2 separate regions of the Homo sapiens genome follow, and region 2 is linked to region 1. The links are chromatin loops, found by intact Hi-C in ENCODE. Cell type or tissue: Caco-2. All regions are shown on one strand. Links, peaks and the distances in the headings refer to the core of each region. The heading gives the core; the rest is flanking DNA. Region 1 overlaps SLC44A1 (solute carrier family 44 member 1). Region 2 overlaps SLC44A1 (solute carrier family 44 member 1).

What was found. Hi-C counts contacts between places; a loop is a spot of excess contacts. Peaks named below come from ENCODE experiments on the same cell type or tissue, not always from the same donor. Only the 100,000 strongest peaks of a DNase experiment are listed, where the experiment ranks them.
Region 2: it touches region 1 in a loop (5-fold over the local background); 9 of 110 quality-filtered maps call a loop at or near these places.

What each region holds. Positions count from the first base shown.
Region 1 is chr9:105,314,017-105,326,583 of GRCh38, forward strand. All of the region lies in intron 3 of SLC44A1 (solute carrier family 44 member 1), which reads left to right. Among named protein-coding and RNA genes, the nearest start is that of SLC44A1, 76 kb to the left of the region's middle. In Caco-2, for the core only: no CTCF peak of the experiment used is centred there; DNase peaks (open chromatin) are centred at 4,845 and 5,115.
Region 2 is chr9:105,246,224-105,258,790 of GRCh38, forward strand. All of the region lies in intron 1 of SLC44A1 (solute carrier family 44 member 1), which reads left to right. Among named protein-coding and RNA genes, the nearest start is that of SLC44A1, 7.9 kb to the left of the region's middle. In Caco-2, for the core only: no CTCF peak of the experiment used is centred there; no DNase peak of the experiment used is centred there.

The DNA of each region.
Region 1 (12,567 bases), core at 1,479-9,478:
ACCTCCCAAAGTGCTAGGATTACAGGCGTGCACGACTGCGCCCAGCCTTATTACTAATATTGTTATTATTGCCAGAGAGGAAGCTCGCTGTCTTCCATATCAATTTGGACAGAGCAGAAATGGTCCTGTTTAGTTGCAAGATGCCTGAATTAGTGAGTGTGTGGACTGAGCTGGGACAAAAGGTCTAGCTTTGTTTGCCTCTGGGGAGAAGATTGGGGTGAGGGCAGGGATGTTGTGCTTCTATCAAAGATGCTCCCATGTGCTGGGTGCCTGAGATGGGAGAAGATATGGCAAAGTGGTGGTAGCTCTTAGTAAGCATAGGCCATCATTGTAAAACTGGGTGACAGTAAGTAAGGAACTGCTCTTAATCTTTTTGACATAAGTATTAAGTCATTATTAGAACTTTTCCCTCATTCTTCAAACAGTCCTAACACAGAGCTTAGTGTCTACTTTCTTTGTTACTCCAAGAAGTTTTCCCAGTGTATCTCACACATCAGTATCAATTATTCCATAGAGGTTTTAAACATATATTTTTGCACAAATCTAATTTTCTTTTTTATCTTCTTGTCTTTCTTCCAAGGAAGGCATTTAAAGTCCCAGTCACTGATAAAGTCTCCATTGCCCTAAAATGCCTCTCCAATGTCAGATAATCTGTATTAACAGGTTGTAAAGAACTAGAGGTCTGCGGAGGATGATAGCATCTATGTATGAGTAAAATCTATAGGGGGTGCATTTTATTTGAGCTCTTTTCAATTTCCTGCATAATCTTTACCAGATTACCTAGTAAAAACAGAATCAGAGTGTGAGTTTTACTTCTTTCTCTTAATTGTTCTCATTGGCAAGATACTCAAAGTTTAAAATGTATGTGCTAAAACAATCCTTGAGATCATATTACAGGTGAAGAAACTGAGTCTAGGAAACATGAGTGACTTGATGGAGACAGACCAGCACTCAATTCTCACCCTCAGTCGGTGCTCTTCGCATCATACACTAAAATAGATCTGGTGAGCTGTATGGTAATTCCAGTTTCCCACCTTTTTTGCTTTGGGAGTTTCTCCCTCCTAACGTTTAAAGATGAAAGAAATTTTTAGGGGAACTTGACGAGTCCCCATTCACATTAAAAAAACTTTGAAAGGCACCAAAGCCCTTATACAATCTAGGAAGGCTTTGAGTAATTTGAAGGCAATTTTGTCTATTTCTTTCTCTGTCAAATAAAGAATATGAATTGTGATGATGAACTGCGTTTTTTTGTTTGTTTTTTTTTTTTTTTTACCATTTGTATGTTTTCAATATTTACTGAAAAATACTTAGCTTCAAATTGATAGTAGGGTTTTTTTAAGTAAGATAATTGATTGTTTAATAAACAGTGGTCTTATTTTAAGGAAACTCCATATTTGCAATATCTACACATATACAGAATAGGACTTTAGTGGCCACTGATCACCTTCTTTAAAGTCATAGTCCTGTATCTTTAGTGTCTCTGGTTCAGTCTACCCCGTGATCACATATTAACTTATGCAGAGGATTATTTAGGGGATTGTACCAATATGAAAACTGTGCTCACACTTTAAATGATTGCCAAACTTTCTGGGCCTATACTATACCACATAACCATCTATTTTAGGGAGAATATTATTCTTTAATTAGCATGTAAAACATGCCTCTTTTGAAGACTTTTTAAAGAGTTACTGAATCTTATCGACTGTGCATACCTGTTCCTGTTTGAAAAAGAACTAGAAAAATATAGATAAAATATGCTAAAATATTTGCATGGAAGATCCTCTTATCAGCTAAGCACTTGTACAGTGTTTCATTATGTGACTAGGACTTCTCTTCCTCGTGATGACTTAAATCATATTGCTGTTTACTGAGTGACTATCCTTCACCTTTTTTGAAAATTATGTTTATTATTTTATTTAGCCCTCAGCAAATATTTATGGAAAATCAGCTGTGTCCTACAGACCACTATTACGAATACTAAAATAACAAGCGACCTAAGTGGTTGAAAAAAGCGTTTGGTTAAATTCATTCATTCATTCATTTGTGAACTCTGTTTCCTGGCCATCTTCTTTGAGTTAGGCACTTGAGATTATAGTCTTGAGCAAAATAAACATACTTTTTTTTTTATCTCATGGGAATTACAGTTTTGTGGAGACAACAATAAAATCATCATACAATCACAAATTATTATAGCTATAGGAAGCGTTTTGAAGAGAGAGGTGTAAGGGTATGAGAGGTTATAATGGGAAGGCCATGAGAAAGGTTACAATGGGAGGTCCTGGCCCGGTCTTAGATACTGTGGAGTCAGTAAAAATGATGCTGTAGAAGTATGTCCATAGCATGCAATATATGCATAACATTATTAAGGGAAAAATGAATTGCAAACCAGTATGTACAGCATGATTTTATTTATAAATGTAAAAATATACATGTACATAGAAAAGTATAGAATGACATGAAAATGTCAACAGTGTGATTAGCTGTTGAATTATGGATGGTTTTAATTTTATACTTATCTCTTTTTTCCTAAGTTTTCTATAATCGATATATACATTACTTGGGTAATGGAAAAAAAGGATAAAAAGACATCTGTAGTCCCTGTGCTTGAAGACCTTGCATTCTAGTGGGGAAGACAAAATACATAGAGAAATTATGACAGTTCAGTGATGAAATGTCATGTAAAAGTGTTGTCTATTGAAAGCTGAGTGACTCCACTTTCCTGAGTTCCTAACAGCAGGCTGGTGGGGAGAGGAAAAGAAGGCAATTTGGTGATAGTACTGGAACCACCATTGTATTACTTTCCTAATGTTGCTGTAACAAATTACCATAAAGTAAGAAGCTTTAAACAATGAAGTTCTGTAAATCGGAAACTGAAGCAAATTCATTGCTTTTAACAACGAAGTTCTGTAAATCAGAAGTCTGTGCACAGCATGGCTTAGCTGGTTGCTGTGGGTTTTGAAGGCTGAAATCAAAGTGTTGACAGGGCTGTGATTTTTTTCTTGAGGTTCTAGGGAATGAATCCTCTTCCAAGCTCATTGAGGCTATTGACAGAATTCAGTTTCACATGGCTGTAGGACTGAGTTCCTATCTCCTTGCTGGCTATAAACTGAGAGTCAGTTTCAGCTTCTGGAGGTAACATATATTCTATAGCATATATTCTATGGCTCATGACTCCCATCCTCCAGCAAAATTGGGTCAGATTCTCAGTCTTGAATCTCTCTGACCTCCCCTTAGGGCAGCATCTTGGTTGCAGGTTGTACATATGAGTTGAAGACTCTCAGCCAGTGACAGGGTTTCAGGGACAGGGTAATTTTAGGCAGAGTTTTGGAGCCTCATTTAGGTATAAAGATGCTAACTAAATTTTCAGAAGGTAAGTTTATGGAGATGTCTTTGAAAATATTTTTTGTCATATTTTGGGGGTTCAAGGCAGGGCTTGCATTTTATCAGGGTAAAGTCAAGTAAAGTCGGCTGTGGAAGGATGGTACACATAATGGTGATTGGACGAAGAGGTGACTAGATGGTTATGAGGGTTTGGGGACTGAGAGGTGGCTCCAGGAGCCCATCTTCTAGTGAAGATGGAATTCTGATTAGAATACCAAGCTTGGTTCTCACTGTCTGAGGAATAGTGTGGTTGAGTCTACAGGTTGGAATTCTTGTTGGCCATCCTAAAGCCCAGAGAAGACTGGCACACACAGGAAGGTGCTCCTGACTCTATCTTGTACTCCTGACTCTATCTTGTGGAGTTGTAGAAGCTCAGAAGAAGAGAGGTATACATTTGTCCATTGGACTAATTCTTAAGTTTTACAGAGTATTCTCCCTACCTGTTGTCAAGGTATTCCTCAGAGCAGCCCAGTAGATCACCTACTTCTTCCCACACTTAGGGATACGTTTAAACAAATGGAGATGCTCTAAGCCTTTGATGAATTTGGCTTTGCTTTGAGGGAAAGCACTCCTCTCTCTGTCTCCTGTCAGTACTCTCTGATTCTAACTCTAACCTACTGTCACTCCCACTTTAGCATAAAGTGGAAAAGAGCAGCCTAGATAGATACCTCACATAAACTTGTATTTGAGAACTTATTTCCTCCCAAATTTACAAGCATTTGGAAATAGTAACATCTGTGACGTTCTAAATGAAAACTTATTGTATTATTTATACAGGTTTTTTTGTTTGTTTGTTTTTTGAGATGGAGTCTCGCCCTGTCACCCAGGCTGGAGTGCAATGGGCAAGATCTCAGCTCACTGCAACCTCCGCCTCCCGAGTTCAATAGATTCTCCTGCCTTAGCCTCCCAAGTAGCTGGGATCACAAGCACCTGCCACCACACCCAGCTAATTTTTGTATTTTTAGTAGAGATGGAGTTTCACCATGTTGGCCAGGCCAGTCTTGAACTCCTGACCTCAATGTTCCCCCCACCTCAGCCTCCCAAAGTGCTGGGATTATAGGCGTGAGCCACTACACCCGGCCTATACAGTTTTTTTCCTAAACTTTCATTCCCTCTCATGGAAAATATTAGAAGTTGTAAAGACGCTAACTAAATTTTCAGAAGGTAAATTTATGGAGATTTTTTTGTCATATTTTGTGACCATACTACTCTTAAGCCTAAATTTTTAAACTCTTTACAAAGGTAACATCTGTATTGCTAGTGCATTTCTGCCTTTAGGATAATACTTGCTGTGGAAAATACTGCGAGCAATTTGAAAGAGGAGATCCAGCTACGTACCTTAGAAAATGCGGGAGTTCAAAGTCAAAATGTTTTGCCAATTCTAAATAGGGAAGTGAAAACCTGTTTAACAGAATTAGATGACATGTATGCAGCTAGGCGGCAAGGAAGGGATGATTGGTTTTTCTCCGTGTTGTTTGACTAGGTGTATATGTTTGCCATGTCTAAGTTAAACAGCTGGTACAAATGCTCAATCTGAAGTCTCACTACTTGAGTTGGTTCTAGGTTACCTGACACCTGTGAAGATTTTTACAAGCTTTAGTCATTGTTCATGAGCTGATAGACAATGACCTTTGTAATATACTTCAGGTAATTATTAACTGCTTCAACTATGAGTTTGATGGCAATCAAGTGGGTTTGCCACCCACTTGTGTTTACCTGGGTGTCAGAGTTGAGGGCATCTAAGAAGTTAGAGGGCACACAGTCCACACACAACCACCCTTATATCTGACCCCAATTGCAAGATCAGGGGTCCATAAAACCACCTATTTCCTGGCAAATTATTTGCCAGGAAGACTTGCAGAACTCACTGAACGCTACTGTACTCATGGTTATGGTTTATTTTTAGGAAAGGATATAGAGTAAAATCAGCCAACAAAAGGAGTGCATGGGGCAGAGCTTCCATTGTTGTCTCCCTTGGGGAGAGTGGAGTACACGGAGTCCGAGCACAGTACTTTCTCAGTGTCAGTGTGTGACAATACACAGAGTATGGCTAACCAAAGAAGCTCACCTAAGCCTCAGTGTTCATAATTTTTGTTGGGACTCCATTATATGGCTGACTCAGGCTCCAGTCTCCAGCTCCTCTGGTCAATTTGATACCATGTGATCCCAAACTCTTAATCTAAACAACATTGTTGGTCTTTCTAGGGTGGTCGACGCCCACCCTAAATAGTATGTGGAGTGGTCTACCCCAACCCTAAAACACATTGTTAGACTTCTGTGACCCAAGAGCACCAAGTAAACAAAGACACTCCTATAAGGCTTAGAAATTAACTCCCAGAAGTGAAGGGCAAAGTCCAGATCTCTTTCTGAGTAAGGTTAAATTCTTACTACACACTGGGGCTCATTAAATTAAATTGGATTTTGTAAAGTCGATTTTCAGGAAGAAATTTAAAAATATTTCATTGTTATAGTTTTGTTGAGTTATAACTTACATATAGTAAAATTTACTCATTCAAGTGTAGTTTGAATTTGGTAACTATATGCAGTCATGCATCCTCCATCACAATCCATACTTCTTTTGCTCTTAGAAAATTACCTTGTGCCCCTTTGTAGTCAGTCCTTGCCCCCATTCTTGTCCCTAGACAACCACTGATCTGCTTTTCGTAGTATAGTTTTGTTTTTTCTAGAATGTCATATACAAATAATTATATATTATGTAGTATTTTGTGTCTACCTTTTAAAACATATAATAATGCTACTGAGATTCATGCATGTTGTTAAATACATCAGTGGTTAGTTCCTTTTAAATTACTGAGAAATATTCCATTGTGTGGCTATAACACAGTTTATCTGTTCACTAGGTTTTTTGCCATTTGGGTTATTTCAATATTTAACTTTTTTTTTTTTTTTTTTTTTACTATTGTGAGTAATACTGCTTTAACAATTTGTGTATGTAATTTAATATATTTCATTACTCTTGAAGAGTTAGATATATAGCATTGAGATTGCAGAGTCATGTGGTGAGGATGTTTAACTTTATAAGAAATTATCAAGCTGTTTCCCAAAGTGGTTGCTGCACTATTTTGCATTCCCACTACAATAGTAGGAGGGTTATATTTGCTTCACTTCCTCCTAACATTTTGTATTATGAGACTTTTTGTTATTTGTTACATTTTATTTTATTTTATTTTTTTTAGAGATAGGATCTCACTATGTTGCACAGTTTGGAGTGCCATGGCTATTTATTGGCATGATTATAGCACGCTACAGCCTCGAATTCCTGGCCTTAAGTGACCCTGAGGCTCCCATATAGCTGGGACTATAGGTACAGTCCCATGCATGTCACCATGCATGTCTCTGTTCTTTTTATTCTTAGCCATTCTAGTGAATCTGTAGTGGTATCTCACTGTGGTTTTAATTTGCATGTTTCTAATGACCGATGATGTTGACCATCTTTTTAAGTGCTGGTTGACCATCCATCTGTTTTCTTTTGTGAAGTATTCATATCTTGCATATTTTAAAACAAACTGGTTAGTCTTAATGAGTTATGAGCACTAAATCTGTATACAAGACCTTTGTTAGGTAAGTGTTTTGCAATTATTTTTTCTAATCTTTGGTTTGCTTTTTGTTTTCTTAGTGACATCTTTTGATGAGCAAAAGTTTTACATTTTGATAAAGTTGAATTTGTTTGTTTTTATTAATGGCTCATGTTTTTTGTGTACTATCTGGGAAATTACTGCCTTACCCCAAATTCACAATGATTTTTTTTTGTGCTTTCTACTGAAAGTTTTTTAGTTAGCGCTTATGTTGATATATATGATTCATTTTGATTTAATTTTTGATTATGGTGTGAAGAAAAGGTCAAGGTTTATCTTTTTTCTCCCATACAAAAATACAGTTATTCCAGAAGCATTTATTGAAAAGACTATCTTCCCCATTGAATTACTTTGCCACCTTTGTCAAAAATAGATTTTGTTATAGGTTTGATGGCATGAAAGGAGGCTGATGGAGTTTCTAGTAATAGCAGCTACCAGTATTATGGAGAAATAGAAATAGTTTACCTCAAATTAAATAAGCAAGGACATCATCTTTTTAATAGCACTATTTTAAATAACTAGTTGCAGCAAATCATAATAAAAGAGATAACTAGAATATGTATAGGTAGTTAGAAAGAAAAATAATACTATTTGCCAGTGACAAGGGACTATAACCTGGAATGTTTAGGAGATTCAACAAAAACGTATCTTGAAATGAGGCGCTTAAATTATAGGTTATAAAGCAGATGCCTAACTAAAGTCAGTCGTTTGTCTTATCAGTGCACAGAAAATACAATGAAAAATATAATACTTGTTTTATTAAAATAAAATCTAACAGGATATATGTGGGACCAAATACAGAGAGTTATAGTATTTTAATTAAAAAAAAAAAACAAGAGAGATATAATCTACTTCTGGTTGAGTAGTCTTAATATAGTAAAGATGACAATACTAACAAAGTTATTATATAGATTTAATAAAGTGCCAGTTAAGATCCCAGTAGGATGTGCATTGAACTTGATTGATAGTATAAATCACAGAGTAAAGGATCAGGGAAGAATTTCAGAGGAGAAATGTTTTTAAATTGTTTCTCATTCACAAAATAATTTGAAAGGATTAGAAGTAGGTGCATATATTGTAAGACAATGAAATGGGAATAAAAAAGATCAGGAGGCACACCGTGGAAGTGGAGAAGAGATGAGACCAGAAATCTAGGCTAAGTGTAGTTACTGACATAAAGCACTAAATTAGCTGTGAACTTTCTGGTTTTGAAGGCAGGAAGGGAAACATATGGGTTTCACCATGGGTTGGATATAAGACAACAGGGAATATTGGACACTTTGGACTTTACGTGTGTGTGCCCCATGTAAAGGAGATAGCTGCTAATTGGGGTGAGTTTTGGCATATGGGTAGATGGGGCCAGTGATGCTAAGTTTTCAAAAGAAGCCGGAAGTCTGTTAATGAGTAGAAGAGTGTATCAGTCTTATGATTTTTAAATGTTGGCAGTTAGCATACTAGCCAAATAAAAGGTGGGAGTGAAGGGTTACTCATTGTGTGAGTACAGGTCGTGTATCTATGGTTGTCATTATCTAATTAATAATTGTGTCACTTAGAGGAGAATGAAAGGGGTATTGCCATTCTAGGCCGAAACCTGTTCCAAAGGACAACAACAAGACTACCTGGACATAGGTTAAGAACAGTGATTGGAACAAAATAGAAACAGCAGAAATAAATACTGTGAAAGTAGTCAGTGTTTAACAAAAAATATTGGGTTGAGTGATACTGTGAAGAAAGCTACATTTAGATCTACTTTAATCTCATACCATGCAAAATAAGTTCCACATGGGTTAAATATTTTAAAATCAATGTTCTACTTTGTATAATTGAATGAATATTATACTTTAATGGTTGTTATATTTTGTATAATTTCAATATTATAAATGAATATTATACTTTGTATAATTTCAATAATTGATACATTGTTGAGGCAATAAAGAAATTAAATAAGGCTGGGCGCAGTGGCTCATGTCTGTAATCCCAGCACTTTGGGAGGTCAAGGCGGGCGGGTTACTTGAGGTCAGGAGTTTGAGACCAGCCTGGCCAACACCCCGTCTATTAAAAAAAAAAAAATACACCACCAGGCGTGGTGGCGGGCACCTGTAATCCCAGCCACTTGGAAGGCTGAGACAGGAGAATTGCTTGAACCCAGGAGGCAGAGGTTGCAGTGAGCCGAGATCATGCCATTGCACTACAGCCTGGGCAACAGAGTGAAACTCCATCTCAAAAAAAAAAAAAAAAAAAAGAAAGAAATTAAATAATACCAAGGTAGGCATGTTTGATTATCAAAAATTTGATTCTCTGATATAAAAGCAATACAATGGGAACAACATTTAGAGTTTTTCTATGATAGGTAAGATTTTTCATGCAACTGGGGATGTATCTGTACGAGTAGATCCAGTAGGCAGATAATCAAAGGACAGGTTACACTGTTGAAAATAACAACAGTAATGTTTGGCCTAAAGATCTTCATTTGTAAAATGAAAATAATAGCAGTACTTCCTTGGGTGTTTTAGAGGAGTAAAGATCATAAATCATGTATACTCCTTAGCACAGTGCCTGGTATCGTGAACGTTAACTGTTGTTTATTATAATCATCTTCATTATCATCATCTAAAACAAGCTTCAAAGTTACTTAATCAAGGCTTCGTCCCTTTTTAACCTAGATGGGGAAAACACAGCTATTTTAACCAACTGTTAAATTTATGTAGTTTACAAAGCACTCTCACATATTCTGTCTCATTGATTCTCACTATCCCTGGGAACTGCTTAAATTTTTTCTCAGGGGAGGCTTTCAGGGTTCCGTTTTTCATAGACACAGCTTGGTCTTTGTCATCACCCTTAATTGTTCTACCTATAAAATCAATTCAGAGTAATTCTAAACTTTCCCCACTCTCACCATGGTCTTCTGTCCTTCCATCTTGCATTGCATGTCCTTTTTTGCCCACTGCAGCCATTCTTCGACCTCTAGTCCTTTGACTCCTGTACTTTCTCCCAAGTGCTTTTTGTTTTTGTTTTTGTTTTTGTTTTTGACGGAGTCTTGCTCTGTCGCCCAGGCTGGAGTGCAGTGGTGCGATCTAGGCTCACTGCAAGCTCCACCTCCCGGATTCACGCCATTCTCCTGCCTCAGCCTCCCGAGTAGCTGGGACTACAGGCGCCCGCCACCACGCCCGGCTAATTTTTTGTATGTGTTAGCCAGGATGGTCTCGATCTCCTGACCTCGTGATCAGGATTACAGGCGTGATTCACCGTGCCCGGAATTTTTTTTTTTTTTTTTAAAGACAGAGTTTCACTCTGTGGTCTAGGTGGGAGTGCAGTGGGGTGATCTCGGCTCACTGCAACCTCCACCTCCTGGGTTCAAGTGATTCTCCTGCCTTAGCCTCCTGAGTATCTGGGATTACAGTTGTGTGCCACCACACCTGGCCAATTTTTGTATTTTTTTTGTAGAGATGGGGTTTCACTGTGTTGGCCAGGCTGGTCTCAAACTCCTGGCCTCAAGCAATCCACCTGCCTCGGCCTCCCAAAGTGCTGGGATTGCAGGCATGAGCCACCACGCCTGGCCTCCAAGTGCTGTTTTTACTCTACTGTCATCCTTGCTTTTTGTTGTAATATAATTTTTTCATAATGTTGTGACAATATCTAGTGAATATCTGTGCCTTACTCTGTCTTACTCAGAGATCTGAAAGAAATCTGTGATAGGCAAAGGATTCCGAGGGACATTTCTCCAAAACAGCTATGTGAATGTCTAACAGGCACATGAAAAGATAGCCAACATCATTAGCTATCAAGAAATGCAAATCAAAACAACAATAAGTTACTATTTCACATCCACTAGAATAATTATAATAAAAAGGCAGTTACAGATGTTGGTGAGAATGTGGAGAAATTGGAGCCCTCATACGTTGCTGCTGGGAATGTAAAATATGATAGCTGCTCTTGTAAACAATCTGACAGTCCATCAAAATATCAAACATAGAGTTACCATATGATCCAGCAATTCCACTCCTTCGTATCTACCCAAGAGAACTAAAAACAGATGTCCCCACAAAGACTTGTACATGAACATTCATAGCAGCTGCAGCATCTAATAGCCAAAAACAGAAAACAGCACAAATGTACATCAACTGATGACAGGATAAACAAAATGTGGTATATCCACACAATGAAAAGTTATTCAGCCATTAAAAGGAATGAAGTGCTTATATATGCCATGGCATGGATGAACCTTGAAAGTGTTACACTACATAAAAGAAGCCAGCCACATATGGTACAATTCTCTTTATATGAAATGTATAGAATAGACAAATGTATAGAGACATAAGGTAGATTAGTAGTTGCCTAGGGCTGGGGAGTAGTTGGACATGGAAGGATGATGTATTCACTCGTTTTCTGTTGCCTACAGCAGAATACCTGCAACTGGGTAATTTATAAAGAAAAAGGAATGTATTTCTTATAATTATGGAGGTTGAGAAGTCCAAGATGGAGGTTCTACATCTCATGAGAGCCTTTTGCTGGTGGGGACTCTGTGCAGAGTCCTGAGATAGCTCAGGGTATCACATGATGAGGGGTCGAGTGTGCTGATATGCTAGCTCACATCTCTCTTCTTACAAAGCCACCAATTCCCCTCCCATGATAATTCATTAATCCATTAACAAGGGAGGAACTCTCATAATCCAATCACCTCTTAAAGGCACCACCTCTCAATACTGCCACACTGGGGATTAAATTTCAACATGAGTTTTGGAGGGGACAAATATTTATACCATAACAGATGAGGAGTAATTCTAATGGATAGGAGGTTTCTTTTGGGGGTGACAAAAGGTTCTAAAATTAGATTGTAGTAATGAGATGAACAACTCCGTCAAATATACTTAAAACATTGAATTGCACAGTTTACACAGGTGAATTTTATGGTATGTTAATTATATTTCAGAAAAGCTGATAAACTAAAAAGAAAATGAAATTTCTGGCCATTGGCCCATGACACATATTATTTCTCAGTATGAGTGCTGAAACAAGTTGATTTAGGAGTGTTCTTTCAATTTATTGGACTAAGTAGAAAATTGTTTTTTTATGTGAAATGTTCTTTTTTAAGAGACCAGGCAGGTCTTGCTTTGTCACCTAGGTTGGAGTGCAGTGGTACCACCTTGGTTCACTGCAGCCTCAACCTCTTGGGCTTGAGTAATCCTCCCAGCTCAGCCTCCCAAGCAGCTGGGACTACAGGCGTGTGTCACCACATCTGGCTAATTTTTGTATTTTTTGTAGGGATGGGGTCTGGCTGTGTTGCCCAGGCTAGTCTCAAATTCCTGGCCTCAAGTGATCCTCCTGCCCTTGTCTCCCAAAGTACTGGGATTACAGACAAGAGCTAATGCACCCAGCTAAAGTTGTTTTAATTTACTTTCTTGCCTCAGTTTATTATAAGTAATATCATTTGCTATAAGTGACTCTTGGTTGCCATTCTGACAATTATGTCTCCCTCCATGGTACATGGATAAGCAGGAGACAGGCATTGTAGCTAAAGAGGGGAGTCTTCCCCCGTGCTTTTCCAGTTCCATGCCTTTGCTTTGCAATGTTAGTATCTTCTTTGGCTCTT
Region 2 (12,567 bases), core at 2,418-10,417, 67 kb before region 1:
AAATGACTATATATAACTCAGTTTTAAATAACCTGCATACTTGTTCTGAAAATCTGAGATCTGTTAGAGAGAAAATGACTAGAATTGCAGATGAATGGGGGACATTTGTGTTTTATTAGGTATCCATCCTATCATCCTATTCCTCCAGTCTTTTTTTTTTTTTTTTGAGTGTTTGCTTACCCGTTAGCTTTTTTTTTTCCTGCTAGCATTATAGTCAGGCTTTTTGGTGTAGTTAAAGATTCCTATTCAGTTATAATAGCAAAGTAAAACTATACGTAGAGGTGTTAGGAAGGAGAGGCTTGGTATATCAGAGTTTTCATATTAACATATAAAGGTGTAGAATTGCACATAACTTTCAACTGGTTAGGAATTTGTGGGGGTCTAGTTGGGTGCTCTTTAATATTTACTTAAGTATAATTTTCACCAAAAAGGTGTTTTTCAGATTGCCTTTCTTTTCAGAATTGAGTTAATTTACATTCCCTTTTGGTGGTGAAATGCCTTTAAGACAGAAAAGTATTGATAGTTTATGGATAGCTTGTTCAGTGCATGAACAGTTAAATTTGGGAGGGATGGGTGCTGCATCAGAACTCTGCTTTAAAACCGATAGTGGGTCTTGCATTTGTCTAGCTCCACGTCATACTTTTCAGAATGCTATCGTATACGTTTTCTTTTCTTTTACCTCCTCTCACTGTAGAACATGCCTTGTTCCACAGATAAGATGCATGTCATGCACCCAAGGGGTGCATTTTTTTCCTGTGGATTCCTATAACCAATCAACAGCTGTCACATGCTTTTAAGTTCAGCTTTAGGGACTTGTAGTGTTCAGTGGAGCATTGAGGAGCAGGTTTTGTGCCAAAGAGCTGGTGATTTTTTTTTTTTTTTCTTATTTGAGATTTTTGGCATCCTTCTTCATTTGTGAAATGTTACTAATCGGCTGGTATTTTAACTCTCCTTTCAGGAGCATTACCAGTTTTAGAATACTGTTGTTCCTATATGTGTTTTTAAACAAAATAGGGTTGCAACTCCACATCTTCTCCAGCCTCTCTTAGGGGTCTCAAAAGTATTTTCTTCTTTTTTTTGTTTTTCTTCAGACGGGGTTTCGCTTTTGTTGCCCAGGCTGCTGGAGTGCAGTGGTGCGATCTCAGCTCACTGCAACCTCCGCCTCCTGGGTTCGAGCGATTTTCCTGCCTCAGCTTCCCAAGTAGCTGGGATTATAGGTATGCACCAGCTCATCTGGCTAATTTTGTATTTTTGGTAGAGACAGGGTTTTGCCATGTTGGTCAGGCTGGTCTCGAACTCCTGACCTCGGGTGATCTACCCACCTCGGCCTCCCAAAGTGCTGGTATTACAGACATGAGCCACCGCTCCCTATCAGGGGTCTCAAATGTATTTTCACTCAGAATATGTTTGTTTCATGCCTTCTACTGGATTGTAAGCTTCTTGAGCACAGGAACTGTTTTTGTTTTCCTTATTTGTGTATCTACTGCAGTGCCTCACTGTACCTTGTACTTAATAGTTGCTCAGCAGTAGTCACTGGAGGGAATATGTAGACATATATTTGAACCTCTGGCTGGCAAGTGGCATCGAATGTGAATCTAGACCTGACCCATCTACTGTTTGTAAATTCTATGGGCTGGTTGATTAATTTTGCCAAGCTGTCCTCTTCTAAACTCAAACCTGGACTGTTTAAGTTAAAATTTACCTGCCTTTTCTATATCCCTTCCTGTTCTTTCAGTGGTACCATCAGCTTGCAAAATTGTTCAAGGTTTTCCTTTGCTCCTGATGACCTGCTTAATGTGTATGTTTTAGTTGGAGCAGTGGCTACAACATCTTAAAAGAGCTTGTCTGCAAACTCTAATGATAACCTACACAACACATGAAAACAGTGTGCTTTGAGGTAATCTGCAGTTCAGTTTAGCTTTTCTCAGCAGTATCTTCAGCAACTTTAAAGCTCTGGCAGGTTTTATCAATGTAAATAAAGTGCATTTTCTTTTTGTAGCAGGGCTTCACTTTTGAAATATAATTTATTTTCCCTTACAGTCTCTTGCTATGTTGTAGATTCTCATAAAAGAGTTTGTGGTCTTCCAAACTTTGATCTCTTGTAATCTGTCCTGGTATTATTTTCATTTTCTTGGCAGTGTCTGGGTATCATGATTTTCCATCAAAATAATTATACTGTTTTAGGATTTAGATCAAAGAAAAGTGTCACATTCTATACTAGCATTTCATTGCTAGAGGAGCAGATTATTGGCAAAATAATTTGTGCTGTATCAGCTATGTACATCTAGGATCTTAAAAGTGTCTAGTGAGTCAGGGCTCTTAAGGAACTTTTTAAATTATTTTTTAAAAATTAGTGACCATTACAAGTTGTTTACTAATATTGGTAATTGCTCAATACAAACCAACACAGGACAGTCTTTGCCTAAAAGTCTTTTGAGGGGAACGTAAAAGTAAGATAGTCTTGAGTTTCTTTTTACAGTACTAATCCTCCCTAAGGCTCTTAAAATTTATTCCCATCTCCCTATAATTCATTTGTTCTGGTATAACCTGACATAATTTCTATCCTTGTAATGTTAAACTTCAAATTTCACTTGTAAATCTTCAGATTTATTAAATGCTCTTTCCCATTGACAAACCAGTTTGAATGAATCTTTTGAAAGATTACTTAGCAAATTGCCGTAAGTCTTTGTCCTTAATGGCTAGATGATTATTTCTCACAGCAGTGCTTTAGAGGCCAGGAGATTTTGCAAGTTCTGTGAAGTTCTGTGTCCTTCAGTTCTAACCTTAAATGTTGTAAGAGGGATGGAGGAGAATCTTTCAAGTTGAACAAACTGCCGCTTGTCTGTCTAGCGTTAGGAGACATTTGTCCACTGTCTCATCCCATTGTCTTCAAATTGAAGGCTGTATATTTAACTGTCTTTTTGTAGCACTCATATTCTGTTTTGGGAGTAATAAAAAACAATCAGAAGTGGTTTACAAATGCTGGTTAATATTTGCATATGCTAACTGTGCTTTAACAATTTTAATAATACCATCATCTGTATCAGCTTTGTGGAGTTTGAAGTGAGATGGTAAAAATTAAATTTGAAGAGTGTAGTGGGAATTACCCACAGAGACTAAAGTTGCTCAGTTAAATTAAGACCTGCAAAGTAAACTTCATCTAACGGGAACAGAAGTCATGGCATGAAGCCTTTTTTTTCCTTCATCTTCTGAATACTGTGTTGTTAGCATAGAGGATCTACTCCTCAAAATATGTAAATCAAAGTTAATTTCGAAATTGGAAAATAATGTAGAAATGGTAATTTTTTTTTTTTTTTTGAGCCAGAGTTTGGCTCTCATCGCCCAGGCTGGAGTGTGGTGGCATAATCTCGGTTCACTGCAACCTCTGCCTCCCGGGTTCAAGTGATTCTACTGCCTCAGCTTCTCAAGTAGCTGGGATTACAGGTGCTCGCCACCACACCCAGCTAATTTTTTTTTTTTTTTGTATTTTTAGTAGAGACGAGTTTTCACCATGTTGGCCAGGGTGGTCTCGAACTCCTGACCTCAGATGATCCACCCGCCTCAGCCTCCCAAAGTGCTGGGATTACAGGCATGAGCCTCCATGCCCGGCCAATTCCCAAATCTTAAATTGCAGTTTACTAATTTTTTTTTTTTTTTTTTTGTGAAGTAGGGTCTTGCTTTGTCACCCAGGCTAGAGTGCAATGGCATGATCATAGCTCACTGCAGCTTTGATCTTCTGGGCTCAAGTGATCCTCCCACCTCAGCCTCCTGAGTAGCTGAGACTATAGGCACGAGCTCACGCCTGGCTATTTTTTTAATGTTTTAAATTTTTTGTAGAGACAGGATCCCACTATGTTGCCTAGGCTGGTCTCAAACTCCCGGGTTCAAACTATGCTCCTGCCTTGGCCTCCCAAAGTGCTAGGATTATAGGTGTGAGCCACTGCACCCGGCCTACTTTTTTATCTTTAGAAAATGTTTACTTTTCTAAAGATAAAATTTTGAATTAAGGAATTTCCAAGTTAAATTTCACACCACCATTTTGAACTTTCTACAGTTGCCATCTGGAGAGTAGCATGGTACAGCAAAACTAGTCCACTTAGAATGCTTCCAGGCTTAACAAATACTATACTATCAAATACTATTTGATGTGTTAACAGTACAGTCATTTAAAAATGTTATTGGCCTGGGAAAATTATTCATAAAAATATATTCTACTACCAGTAATTGGTTGATAGTTGTTTTTCTATGCTCCCCTTTCCCCTGCTCAAACTGCAAAGAAAGAATGAAATATTTCAATTTTGTAATTTTGCCTCAGATTTTTGGGACTATAGGGGATATATGAGATAAACCTACTATCACTTTTCTGTTGATCTAAACTAGAATGTAGAGATATGAAGTAGACTGAGGTCAGAGAGATACATTATGAGGTAGCTGGGATTAGAAACCTGCTTAATCTCTTAATCTCTTGTCCTTTCTGTAGTACAGTACTATTAATTCTTAATGTCTCAGGCTTTCTTTTCCTTTCATCCTTGGCTGCACATTGGAATCACTTGGAGAAGTTTACAAATGTTATGGAAGTGATGCCTGGGTCCTATTCCCAAAGATTCTTATGTATTGGTCCAAGACTGCGGGCTGGGCATCAAAAAAAGTTTTTTTTTCTGTTTTATAAGTGCTTCTTGCAGAGCAGGGCTAACCCATAATAGTACACCCAGAGTAGCCAGCATCAAAACTTTTAAAAGTTCCCCTGGTAGCCCTCGTGTGTCACCAAGTTTGAGAGCCACTCTTCCTTACCCTTTCTCTAGGTAATTTCATCCCTCGTATGGCTTCAGTTACAGTCTGTATGTTAACAGTTCCCAAACTAAATTACTGTCCTGGTCGCTGATCCTTATATCCAACTGATTAATTAGCATTTACACTAGAATATTGTACAGGCAACTCAAACTCAGCATGTTTAAATCTGTCCTCAAAATCGTACCCCTCACCCCCGGCTTTTTCAGTACTTTATCTCTGGTTCACCGAATGATACCAATGCCCTGGTTGTGGAAACTGGAGACTCGAGTCCTGTAGGGAACCTGCCTCTCACTCTTCTATATCTAGTCACCACATCTTGCCTCTTTGACCTTCTCAACGTCACTGCCAGCACTCCGGTTCAAGCCTCTGTCATCTCCAGCCCAGTACCTTGGTTACAGATCTCTCCGTAACTGTTCATGCTCCCTTCTAATTTTTCTTCGTATTGCAGTCTTGGTGATCTTTGAAAAATCCCAAGCTAATTGTGTTCCTCTCCTACTTAAAACCCTTTAATGGTTTCCCATTGCTCTTAGGACAAAGACCAGAACCCTTGACCCTGGACAACAAGACCCTGTGTGTGGCTGTTCTCCATCTCTCTATAGGGTCACCTTGTGGTGTGCTTTTCTTTGCTCATTGCACTGCAGCCTCACAGATTCTTCAGTTGGTTGTATTCCTTCCTCTTAGAGGGCTTTTGCATATGTGGTTCACTTGTCTAGGAGGCTCTTTGCTTTGCTCCCTGGCTTTTGGCTGGTTGCTTTAAGTTTCAGTCTGAAAGTCACTTCCTTGGAAAAGCCTTTTCTGATCCCTTCAAACTAGGCCATGTCTCCTCATTAAACTCTCATAGCCTTATGTGTTTTCCCTGTGAGCACTTAAAGCAGTAAACACGTAATTTTACAGTTAATATTAATGTCTAGACTAGGTGGCGGCAAACTACAGCCCATGGGCCAAATCTGACCTGCTACCTGTTTTTTATGGCTTACGAGCTAAGAATGGTCTTTACGTTTTTAAGTGGTTGAAACAAATCAAAAGAATATGATTTCATGAGAAATTTATTTAATAAATTATGAAATTTTAATTTCATTCACAAGGTTTTATTGGGACACAGTCATATTAATTCATTTACTTGTCTATAGCTGCTTTCATATGACAGTGTCAGAGTTGAGTAGTTGTGACAGAGGCCTTATGGCCTGCAAGCATAAATATTTACTCTGTGTCCCTTTACAGAAAATGTTTGCTGACCCTTGCTCTAGGCTGAGTTGATGAAGAGAGGGGCCGTGTTTGCTTTGTTTATTGCCATCTTGGTGCTTAGCTGGTACCAATACATGGTAGGTACTCATGAAATATTTGAATGAATTAACAGATATTCTGTTTCCCTCCATGGATAGAGGTGATTGAACTCCTACCTTAGAACACTGGGGTTTTAAAATTCATTATAAGAATTTTAAAACGATTCTTCTTTGGAAGACTCTTAACAGCATGTTCAGGGCTCTCTTAAGCAGCTTGTCTGTTGAAGGTATACATGTCACGTATGGAGCAAGTATACTTATAAAGGTGTAAGTTACTGGGTCAAGGTGGACAGGAAAGGGCTAGTGCGCTCAAGTAATGGACCAGTCAGATTTACAGTGGTGATGTTTTTATAGCAGGCACAAATGGGTGAGACTTTATGGCAAGCGTTGTAAAGAAAACGTGTTTGAGCTGGTGAAAAATTTAAGTCATTAAAGAGTTAGACATTGTTATCTCTGCTGTGGGAATTCACTCTGTGAAGATGGTTAAAGTTTTTGACACAGTAATATTTCCTCCTTTTTGATACTTTTTGTTTTCTAATTTATTTGGAATATAGCATAGCATAATGTTCCAATTTTGAATTTATGCATTGTGTAAAATTTAGTAATTTTTTTGGCAATTTAAAAAACAGATTTACATTTTTCAGTATGTTTTATTATACTCAATAGAGGGATGCCAGTTTTTCCCCTCTGGGGGACTCCTTTGTAATTGTATAATATGATAATGTTGTATAATAGGATTCATTTAACAAACATTTGGTTGATAAACCCCTGGAATTTATTTTTTTGTGAAAATATTATTATTCCTTTTAGTTACTCTCTACAATATCCCACAACCAGATATTTAGACTTATTTAGTAGGAAAACCCTTAAAAGCAACTTTTATTCAAATTTTTAAGGTTGCCAGAAATGCTGAAAATTATTAAATGGAAGTGTTTGACTTCTGGATATGTTTATAATATGTAAAGTAAAAAAACCAGCAGGAAGATGGAAAAATTGGAAACATGATTACTTCAAGATATTTAAGTAGCAGGGAAGGTATTAAAGTTTGTTTGTTTTTGTAGATTTGTGATAATATAATCATGATTATGATCTCAGAAAATTCTTCATTTTGAACTACTTATGATGTTACAGCTATAAGAAATAAAAAAGGCTGGGTTTGGTGGCTCACACGTATAATCCCAACACTTTGGGAGGCTGAGGCAGGAGGATTACTTGAAGCCAGGAGTTCTAGACCATCCTGGGCAATATAGTGAGACCCATCTCTACAAAAAATAGCAAAACAAATTAGCCAGGTATGGTGTCGTGTGCTTTTGGTCTCAGCTACTCAGGAGGCTGAGGTGGGAGGAAGATCTCTTGAGTCTGGGAGGTTGAGGCTGCATTGAGCTATGATCGTGCCTGTATTCCGGCCTGGGTGGCAGAGCCAGACCCTGTCTTTATTTTTTTTTGAGACAGAGTCTCGCTCTGTTGCCCAGGCTGGAGTGCAGTGACACAATCTCAGCTCACTGCAATCTCCGCCTCCCGGGTTTAAGCGATTCTCCTGCCTCAGCCTCCAAGTAGCTTGGACTACAGGTACCCGCCACCACACCTGGCTAATTTTATGTATTTTTAGTAGAGATGAGGTTTCTATGTTGGCCAGGCTGGTCTCGAACTCCTGACCTTGTGATCTGCCTGCCTCGGCCTCCCAAAGTGCTGGGATTATAGGCGTGAGCCACTGTGCCTGGCTGAGACCCTGTCTTAAACAAAGAAACAAACAAATAATAATAATAAAAAAAACCCTTAAATCCAAATAGCTAAAACATTAAGGAAAATTGATTATCTCCTATAGGTCAAGGGGTAGGGTAGCTTTCAGGTTGGTTAGTTCAGTGGCTTGATGTCAGCAAGGACGTAAGTTCTCTCCTTGTTTCTTTTTTGTCATTTTACGGAAGGTAGCTTTTTCTTAATTAGCTCCCCTCAAGATCCCAAGATGGCTATGGCTCTTCTTACCGTCTTTTGCTGAGCTGACAATCTCCAGTGGTTTTCCTTTCATGGGAATTAGAGAGGGCTGCACACTTATCCCTAAACAAGCTCTAACAAGAGGAAGGCAAAGGACTCTGCAATTGATTTAGAGTAACCAGGACTTCCCTCTGAGTCAAGTGAGGGGCAGGGCAACACCGGAACAAAAGGAGGACTTTGCCAGCAAGGTGGCGGCAGGGATGCAGGATTGGGCGTGGTGACTGGGTAGGCAGCCAATACTATCTGCTATGGTTTTGCCATTTTCTTTTGTCTTTAAATCAGACTTCTATAGTGTTTCCTAACATTTTACTTATAGCCCCATTATGAACTTCACAGTTCGTAGTTCAAAGTCACACAGTTAGTTATCTTCTTGTCCTAGTGATGCTGCTCAAGCCATTGCTGAAACCCCTGTCTTTCTTTTTTGCTCACCCCCACTGCATCTTTCCCATTCTGAGCTAAGGACAGCTTCAGATGAAGAAGAGCATTTGAGGTTGGAATAATGGTTAAGTGGTGAGTTAGTATTCTTGCAGGCCATGGTCCTTCAAGAGCACCTTGGCTGTTAGTATAACCTCTTCTCTCTCTAGCTTACAATCTCCTTTTCTACCTCTTTTGAAGTCTCACTTCTGTCTGTGTTTATCTCTGTTTCAAAATTGAGTATCAAAAAACTGATAGTTTTTATTTTCCTTATTTTTTTTCCACCTCCAGCTGATACACTTAAGGAGCTGTAATAATGAGTACAATCCACTAAAGAGGGAAAAAAAGAGAGCCTCTGTTTTCTTTTGTTTTAACCTGCTTACTTTCAGGTTTTTTTGTTTTTTTTTTTTTTTAATAATTAAACTGAAAAGTCATGTCATTATTTAGAATATCTCTGATATAAAGAGTTCTCACAGTATATAAAATGCATCCTTGCAATACATAATTTACAGAAGGAAATAAACCAGTGTGTAAATATGTTCAATCTTGTTAACAACCAAATTAAAGCATAGAGGCATCCTTTCACAGCTGTAACTTTGGTAATAGTTAACAAAATAATATTAATTGCCCAAGTGGTTTTGACTCAAATATACTTTATTGATTTGCTGAATAAATTGGAATGACCCTCTTGAGATACATTAAGAGCCATAAAAAAGTTAACATCCTTTATTTGGTAATTCTAAAGTTGAGTAATGCTATATGTAAGAATCTTTTTATTGTAGCATTATTTATAATGGCAAAAAGTTTAATTTAAAACATCATATATTTGCTGTAAAACTTTCTTCCTGTTTCTTAATAAAATCCATTTGAATTTAGTCTGTTATACTTCCTCATTGCCAACTAAATGGTCCTGCCTTAGTCATTGAGTAGCCTTTTGCCTTCCTCAGAAGTCCTTTCACTATTTCTTCTCTAAACAGCTGTTAGAATCCAGAGGATTGAACATCATTGTGTACTGGCAGGAGGGTGGGCTCTATAGCCAGACTATATCAATTTGAATCCCACCTTATCACTAGTTGAGTTATTTGGACCACATTCTTTAACCTTTGGTGCCTGAGTTTCACCAGCTATAAAATATAAACAATAATAAAACTTGCCTCAGATACTTTTAGCAAACTGCACAACTCATGAATGTATCTCAGAAATTACAATATTAATGTAAACTAAATCTCCCTGATGTTCTAATAACCATTAATCCTTCCCTTAAAAATGTTTTTGTGTTTGAGTTTTGGAAAGGTACCCTGACTTCCAAAAATTTTATTTTTATTTTTGAGACAGGGTCTTGCTCTGTCACCCTGGCTGGAGTGCAGTAGTGGATCTCGGCTCACTGCAACCTCCACCTCCCAGACTCAAGCAATCCTCCCACCTCAGCCTCCCGAGTAGCTGGGACTGCAGGCATGTACCACCATGCCTGCTAATTTTTGTATTTTTTGTAGAGATGGAGTTTTGCCATGTTGCCCAGGCTGGTCTTGAACTCCTGAGCTCAAGTGATCTGCCCACCTCAGCCTCTCAAAGTGCTGGAATTACAGGCATGAGCCACCACACCCAGCCTGGTTTATATTCTTGTGGTAATTTTATTGTGAGACAGAGTATCATTTAAGAGTTAGATCCAGCTGCATATGACAGAAAACTGAAAGAAACTAGATAAACCAGATAAAAATGTATTTCTTACCCAAAGTAAGTCCAGAAGTAGTGTTTCAGGGCTAATATGAGACTCCTCGTTTATCAAAGACCCACTCTCCTTTTGGTTTCATTATGTAAGCATATGGCTTTCATTCTTAAGATTACAAAATGGCTGGAAACTCTTTTTTTTTTTTTTTGAGACAGGGTCTCTCTCTGTCACCCAGGTTGGAGTGCGGTGGTGAGATCTCAGCTCACTGCAGCATCAATCTCCTGGGCTCAAGCTATCCTCCTGGTTGAGCTTCCCAAGTAGCTGGGACTACAGGCATGCACTACCACGCCCAGCTAATTTTTGTATTATTTTTATTTTATTTTATTTTATTTTATTTTATTTTATTTTATTTTATTTTATTTTATTATTTTTTGAGATGGACTCTTGCTGTGTCACCCAGGCTGAAGTGCAGTGGCGTGATCTCAGCTCACTTTAACCTCCACCTCCCAGGTTCAAGCATTCTCCTGCCTCAGCCTCCTGAGTAGCTGGGATTACAGGTGCCCACCACGACAGAGGGCTAATTTTTGTATTTTAGTAGAGGTGGGATTTCACCATGTTGGTCAGGCTGCTCTCGAACTCCTGACCTCAGGTAATCCACCCGCCTTGGCCTCCCAAAGTGCTGGGATTACAGGTGTGAGCCACTGCGCCCGGCCTTTTTTTGTTTTTGTTTTTGTTTTCTTTGAGACGGAGTTTCGCTCTTGTTGCCCATACTGGAGTACAGTGGCATGATCTCAGCTCACTGCAACCTCCGCATCCCGGGTTCAAGCGAGTCTCCTGCCTCAGCCTCCCAAGTAGCTGCGATTACAAGCATGTGCCACCACGCCTGGCTAATTTTGTATTTCTGGTAGAGATGGGGTTTCACCATGTTGATCAGGCTGGTCTCAAACTCCTGACCTCAGATGGTCTGCCCGCCTTGGCCTCCCAAAGTGCCGAGATTACAGGCGTGAGCCACTGTGCCTGGCCTGTATTTTTTTGTAGAGACGAGGTCTTGTCTCCCTATGTTGCCCAGGCTGGCCTCAAATTCCTGGGCTCAAGGGATCCACCCATCTTGGCCTCCGAAGTGCTGGGATTACAGGCATGAGCTACCGTGCCTGGCTCCCAGATTGTAAACTGTGTCTAGAAAATGAGTGCAAAGAGAGAAACAAACATAAATAATTAGAGGCTAAATTGGGTGGCAAGGAGTTCAGGGGACGGGGAAACCAAGAGAGGAAAGAATAGTTGGGGAGTTGGCTTCCTGAAAATGATTCTCCAGCAAAAGATCTGGTCTGGAAGAATGGGGTTTAGAAAAAGTGAAGGGCAGACAGATTTTAGTAGAAAGCAGGGAGAGGAATTCCAGTGTAAAGAACAGTTGGTCAAAGGCAAGGAAGCAGACAATAACTTGCTGCTTGTCAGTATGGAAAGGAGACCTGACCAGAGTGGAGTGAAGAGATGTTATGTTGCATTTGGGGAAGGCATTCATATTTGAAGGGGAGGAAAATGGGCAGCCATGGAGGAGTTTTCAGAGTGGTTTAAGGAAGATTAATTTGACAGCATAACTGCACCTGAATGGGAGAAATAGAAGGCAGAGGCCGCCCAGGGAGCTGTTCAGTAACTCATACCAGTGTAAACAGGAAACAGAGAAGAGTTATTGTGGAGTCAAAATAAAATAGACCTTCCTGACTTAATCTGGATATGTGGGATGAAAGAGAAGGAAAGAACAGATGTTTTGAACGCCACATCATGGAAGAAGGGTATTATAATGGCTAGACATGTTAGTTGAGATGGGGACTAGTTTGTGGAGAGGGGAAGATGAATTCAATTTTGTATGGACTGACTGGAGGTGGTACTGATATTAATACCTCCAGGCGGTATTTTCCATAGGGAATTGAAGACCCAGAACTGGATTTCAGAAAATGCTTTAAGTCATGAGCATATAGAATATAGAGAACACCAGTCATTGCTGGGGATTTACTGTGTGGTAGCCTCTGGGCTAAGCGCTTTACATGCAGTTCTCATTTTATTCTCATAACTCTGAGGTGGGTCCCAGTTAGCCTCATTTTACAGAGGAGGAAACAGAAACTCAGAAAGGCTAGGTACCTTGACTAGGATCGCCCAAGTAGTGTAAAACTGGGAGTAGTTCCAAGCCTGTGCACTTCCTGCTGTATTTCCCTCTGCTGTTCCAAGGACTGCTATATTAAATGGTAGATTGAATGTACCTTAGATACCACTTTTTTGTCTCTTAATTTCAGAGGTTGTGTGTGCTGTTTGCTGTTTGTTGTTTTGTTTTGTTTTTTGGGATGGAGTTTTGCACTGTTGCCTAGGCTGGAGTGCAGCGGCGCAGTCTTGGCTCACTGCAACCCCTACCTCCCGGATTCAAGG